Linked DNA regions of Homo sapiens: region 1 is linked to region 2. The links are chromatin loops, found by intact Hi-C in ENCODE. Cell type or tissue: endothelial cell of umbilical vein. All regions are shown on one strand. Links, peaks and the distances in the headings refer to the core of each region. The heading gives the core; the rest is flanking DNA.

The links. A loop is a pair of places that touch in the nucleus more often than their neighbours do. Peaks named below come from ENCODE experiments on the same cell type or tissue, not always from the same donor. Only the 100,000 strongest peaks of a DNase experiment are listed, where the experiment ranks them.
Region 1: it touches region 2 in a loop (2.0-fold over the local background); 1 of 110 quality-filtered maps calls a loop at or near these places.

The regions. Positions count from the first base shown.
Region 1 is chr5:155,081,494-155,084,411 of GRCh38, reverse strand. No RefSeq gene overlaps it. Among named protein-coding and RNA genes, the nearest start is that of KIF4B, 69 kb to the right of the region's middle. In endothelial cell of umbilical vein, for the core only: no CTCF peak of the experiment used is centred there; a DNase peak (open chromatin) is centred at 1,821; H3K27ac peaks cover 929 bases.
Region 2 is chr5:154,994,439-154,997,356 of GRCh38, reverse strand. It overlaps the pseudogene LOC100288010. Among named protein-coding and RNA genes, the nearest start is that of KIF4B, 18 kb to the left of the region's middle. In endothelial cell of umbilical vein, for the core only: a CTCF peak has its summit at 1,436 (motif pointing right); no DNase peak of the experiment used is centred there; H3K27ac peaks cover 181 bases.

The DNA.
Region 1 (2,918 bases), core at 321-2,820, 87 kb before region 2:
GCCCACAAACTGAGTTCTAGTCACTGGAATATGGGTGGAAGTGATGTAGGACACCTCCGGGCTTGGCCTCAAAAACCCTCACATGTATAATCCTTTGTGTTCTTTCTCCTTCCTCAGTGACCTTGGGAGTCATTGCTGGAGATGGCAGAGCCACAACATGGAAGGAGCCTGGTCTTTAAATTACTCCAACCAACGAGCCTCCCATCAATCAAAAACACTGAGTTAAACTTTATGTGAGCAAGAAATAAACTTGTATTTATTGAGTTTTTTAAAAATAACATCCTTGTCAAAGAAACCAGAACTACTGGGCTGGAGAAAACACAGAGGTAGAGAGTGGTGTTAAATCAAGTTTAGCCTAAAGCTGCCTCCTTACATATTGTAAGTTCAGCCTAAAGGCTTTTCTGCACATCATGAACTATATCCTAAACGGAGTTGTAAACAGACTGTAGACTACTCTTGTGCCAATCACTGAGTTTTGGCCAATCAAAGGTGGCCAACTGTTCAAACTGTGTTCTAATAAGGCAAATGCTAAGTTGTAACCAAATTGGCTGTTTCTGTACCTCACTTCTGTTTTCTGTATGCCACTTTCCTTTTTCTGTCCATAAATCTTCCAACTACATAGCTGCACTGGAGTCTCTGAGCCTACTCTGGCTCAGGAGGCCTCCCAATTCATGAATCGTTCTTTGCTCAATTACACTCTGTTAAACTTAATTTGGCTAAAGTTTTTCTTTTAACAGTAGTTATGATATCCAACTTCAAATACCCAGTGGGCCACCATAAATTAAGATTTCTTGGTGTCACTTCCAGGTAGAGAACTAATATCTGCAAGGAGATTGATATGGTTTGGCTCTGTGTCCCTACCCAAATCTCACCTTGAATTATAATCCCCATAATCTCCACCTGTCAAGGGTGGAACCAGATGGAGGTTATTGGATCATGGGGGTGCTTCTCCCATGCTGTTCTCATGACAGCGAGTGAGACTCAAGGGATCTGATGGTTTTATAAGCATCTGGCATTTCCCCTGCTTGTACTCACTCTGTCCTGCCACCCTGTGAAGAAGGTACCTGTTTCTCCTTTGCCTTCTACCATGATTGTAAGTTTCCTGAGGCCTCCCCAGCAATGCAGAACTGTGAGTCAATTAAATCTCTTTCCTTTATAAATGACCCAGTCTCGGGTATTTCTTCATAGCAGTATGAGAATGGACTAATACAGAGACTGATTGTGTAGGAGATTTCCAATGTAAGGAGAAAAAGTCCTAAGAATCAGAGATGTCCAAAGATCTGCCTACTGCCCACCCTTCAACCTCATCATGCTCCCCTTGGCCACTCATCCTTCCTTCTGTTTCATGCATATCCTGGGCTCTTTCTTACCTCTGGGCCAGTATGCCTTCAGATCCCTCTACTTCAAACACTCTTTCTGACTCTTCACAGGCTATATGCATGTGTTAATTCAACAACTATGTATTGCTCTGTGCCTGCTCCATGCCAGCACTGTTCTGGGTGCTTGGGATAAAGCAGTGACCAAAACAGACAAAAATTCCTGCCCTCATGGAGCTTAAATTCAGCCAGAGATCAGTATAAACAGTGACATGATTAATGAGATAATATGTTAGATGATAAATGCTATGGTGAGGAAGGAAGAAAGGCATAGCAAAGAAAGGACGAGGAGTTCCAAGGCAGGGATGAGGGGTGGTCAGAGACAAGTCACCATTTTAAGTAGGGTGGGCATGGCGATGGTAGGCCTCACTGAGAAGATGGTATATGAGCCGCTACTTGAGGGAGGTGAGGAAATGAGTCAGAGGATGACTGATTAGTCAGAGTGTTCTAAGCAGGATGAGCATTCCAGGCAGAAGGAATAGCAGGCAGAAAATCCTTAAGGCAGAAACATTTCTGGAATTTTCAAAGAACAGAAAGGAGGCCATCATGGCTAGAGTGCAACAAGCAAAAAATGGTGTAATAAGAAAGGGAACGAGAGGCAACCAGGGCACATGAGTCTTCAGGTTAAATGCCACCTCCTCTGGGAAGCCTTTCTGAACTCTCAAATCTAAACTGAGTTCCCTCCTTCAATCCCTTTATTCTCTCTCATGCACCCTTGTCTTTTATAATATAAGTTATAATTCATGAATTTAATTTCTTACTATCTTTAACCCCCATTAGACTGTGATGCCACTGAAACCACTTTTGCAAAAATTATAATTGAGGAAATTATGACGGTGAAAGAGAGCTGACCTAACAACCAACTCCATCTTGCTTCTAACCTCTCAGCTGTCCTTATTCATTCCTGGGCATAGGCTGAACTAACCTTGAGAAGGAATTTGTAGTTTAACTTTGAAACAAAAATGGTAGCAGCCCTTTCCCAAAATAAACCTCCTTCTTGCCTTGGGACCAGTCTGCCTTTGTAGGACTAACAAATTAGCTACAAGATTAGAAATTATGGTTTAGAAACCATGCAGCCTCTGGCTGCTCTGAACCTCCCCAAATTGCTCCTGAGAATAACATCACTGTTGTAAAACCTAAGATCAGTGCTTGAGATATTTTGCAGACCCTGCATTCTGATGCACCAGCTGATGCCACCCAAGCCAGTAATCTGGTGCAACCAGTTCTGCGATCCCACCTAGGGACAGAAGACAGCAAGGAGTATTCACCTCCACCTGCTATGATTTCATCTCCAACCCAACCAATCAGCACTCCCCACTTCCCAAGCCCCTACTCGCCAAATTATCCTTAAAAACTCTGATCCGGGAATTATCAGGCAGACTGATTTAAGTAATAATAAAGCTCTAGTCTCCTGTATAGCCAGCTCTGTGTGAATTAAACTCTCTCTATTGCAATTCCCTGTCTTGATAAATCAGCTCTGTCTAGGCAGCGGGCAAGGTGAACCCATGGGGCAATTATATGCCAGGACAGAGGCCAGGTTAA
Region 2 (2,918 bases), core at 122-2,621:
GCTGAAGTTTTTAGCTACATGAGCCAATGAATTTTCTTCATTGTTTAAACAGCTTTGAGCAGGGCTTTCTGTAGCTTGAAACTAAAAGCAACTTAAATGATGTTGTTTAAATGTGTTAAGATCTTAGGAACAGGGCAGGCACAGTGGCTCACGCCTGTAATCCCAGCACTTTGGGAGGCCAAGCCAGGTGGATCATCTGAGGTCAGGAGTTCGAGACCAGCCTGGACAACATGGTAAAACCCTGTCTCTACTAAAAATGCAAAAAAAATAGCTGGAACTGGTGGTGTATCCCTATAATTCCAACTACTTGGGAGGCTGAGGCAGGAGAATTGCTTGAACCCGGGAGGCGGAGGTTGCAGTGAGCTGAGATGGCGTTGCTGCCCTCTAGTCTGGGTGACAGTGAGACTCCACCCCAGAAAAAAAAAAGGTATCAGGAAGTAAGCCATAGTTCCTAGGAGATCCTTAAAGGGGATCCATCACCCTCCCTCATCAAAAAAAAAAAAATTAATTAATTTTTTTTTGTTTGGTTTGGTTTGGTTTGTTTGTTTTGAGACAGAGTCTCGTCCTGTCACCAGGGTGGAGTGCAGTGGTGCAATCTCAGCTCACTGCAATCTCCGCCTCCCAGGTTCAACCGATTCTCCTGCCTCAGCCTCCTGAGTAGCTGGAACTACAGCCACATGCCACCACGCCCAGCTAATTTTTGTATTTTTAGTAGAGACGGGATTTCTCCATGTTGGCCAGGATGGTCTGGATCTCCTGACATCTTGATCCGCCCGCCTCGGCCTCCCAAAGTGCTGGGATTACCAGCGTGAGCTACCGCGCCCAGTCTTAATTCTTAAACTAGGACAATCTCTAAGGTCCCTTGCAGCATTAGCATTCTGTAATCTTATGAATCTATAAAGTTCTAAATTGTTGATTTGACTGATAATGAGTAACCTCTGCCATTATAAAAAAGTTTTATTTTTTAAATAAAGTTGGGTTTTTCCATTGCAAAAGAAATACATGCTTATTATAGAAAATTTGTAAGCTATAGGAAAAAACTAACCAAAAAGGCAACCACTGTGAATATTTTGGAAACTTCCTCCCAAATTGTTCATTTTTCTACGTATAATCTTAGCGAGGTTTTAATATAGCCAAGTTCATACTATATGTGCAATTCTGTACCATACTTTTTTCATTTGACGTTATAACATAATGCCACATAACTCCCACATTATTATAAGCCCTTTGTAAACAGCTTTTTTAAATGGCTTACCATTCCATTGAATGGATATTCTATAATTTAGTTTATTCCCCTAATGTTGGGCAAAATTAGGCTGTTTCCAGGTTTTGTGTTTATTTGTTTGCTATTCTATTTCCTTTGTAACAAAGGACTTCTTACTGAATGTAAAAGGAAGGGTCCCCAGCAGTAGAGTGGCGTTCCCCCATGTCAGACCACATGGGGGCAGAAGCAGGACAGCTATCTCATTGTCTAGGAAGCCCCTGCCTTGTCATGGAGACCACTCGGATGGGCCTATAGCTAAACAATGTGAAGAGGCATCTCTCTCTCTCATGACTTTCCTTCTATTTGGAAGATGGTCCCCTAGGGCCATTCCTGGCTTCGCTCCTAGAGGCAGAGTCCCTGCCCTGTTTGGTGGGCTTAGGAACGTGCCCTATTGCAAGGGGCTAGCATGGCCTCTGTTCCCTCATACTGTAAGTGTATCAAGGACAGACCACAATCTGGGCAGCTGTCCAGTGATCCAGCCTTGTCTATGGTGGGGTGAGAAGTCTCATTCGGGGATTCAGCAATATGAAATCCCTTTAATCTCCAAAATCAGCTATATCTCCCCAGCCTTCTGTCTTATTTTTCTTTTTTTTTTTTCATTCGTGTATTTATTCCACAGTCAAAATAAGTCATAATTTAAAGCCACAATATTTTTAAAAGATAACGGAGAATTGGTGGCACAGCTGCATTAGCAAAGAAGACACCAGTCTAAAGTGCAACACTAAACAAGTGTTCTCTGTTCCCATCATGGAATAAATACACACCATTACACACACAATTTCACTAAAGATCAGAGATGAGGCCAATAGCCCTTTGAAATGAACTGCCCAATGAATAGAGGCAGACTACAGATAATTTCTATTAAGATTTTACTGCAAGATAGAAAAATCCCCAAGGTGACTACTAACTTGAGCCCCTCATTTTATGCTCCTGGCCTTGGCTTCTGTTTTCTTTCCTCAGCTGTATCCAAATCCAAAAAGGCTTCTCTACCCCATGCTCAAAAATGCGACCTCAAGTAAGTCCCTAAGGTCCTCAGCACAGACTGATGTGAATAAGCCCGTGGGCAACCAGAACCGCCAGGGAAATCAGGAACACAAGCATAGAGCACGGCATCACTTGTTTAAATGATAGTTTTAACCATCGAATGAGCTCTGAAGCCACATGCTTTTCCTAAACAAACAGAAACACTGTCTTCATATCTTTCTATTCTTCTTGCAATAATGTTAAGTAAGCCATCCAAGTAAAAAAAAAAAATTAACAGAAACAATCAAAAATGAAAAATCAGGCTGGGCAAGGTGGCTCATGCCTGTAATCCCAGCAGTCTGGGAGGTCGAAGCAGGAGGATCACCTGAGATGAGGAGTTTGAGACCAGCCTGCCCAACATGGCGAAATCCTGTGTTTACTAAAAAATACAAAAATTAGCTGGGTGTGGTAGCGGGCTCCTGTACTCCCAGCTACTTGGGTGACTGAGGCAGGAGAGTCGCTTGAACCCAGGAGGCGGAGGTTGCAGTGAGCCAAGATGGCGCCACTGCACTCCTGCCTGGGCAACAGAGTGAGACTCCATCTCAAAAAAAAGAAAAAGGAAAAAGGAAAATTCAAAGGGTTTACACCAAAAAGCAAACCAGTCCTCTGCAACCTAACTAACTCCTTAGTT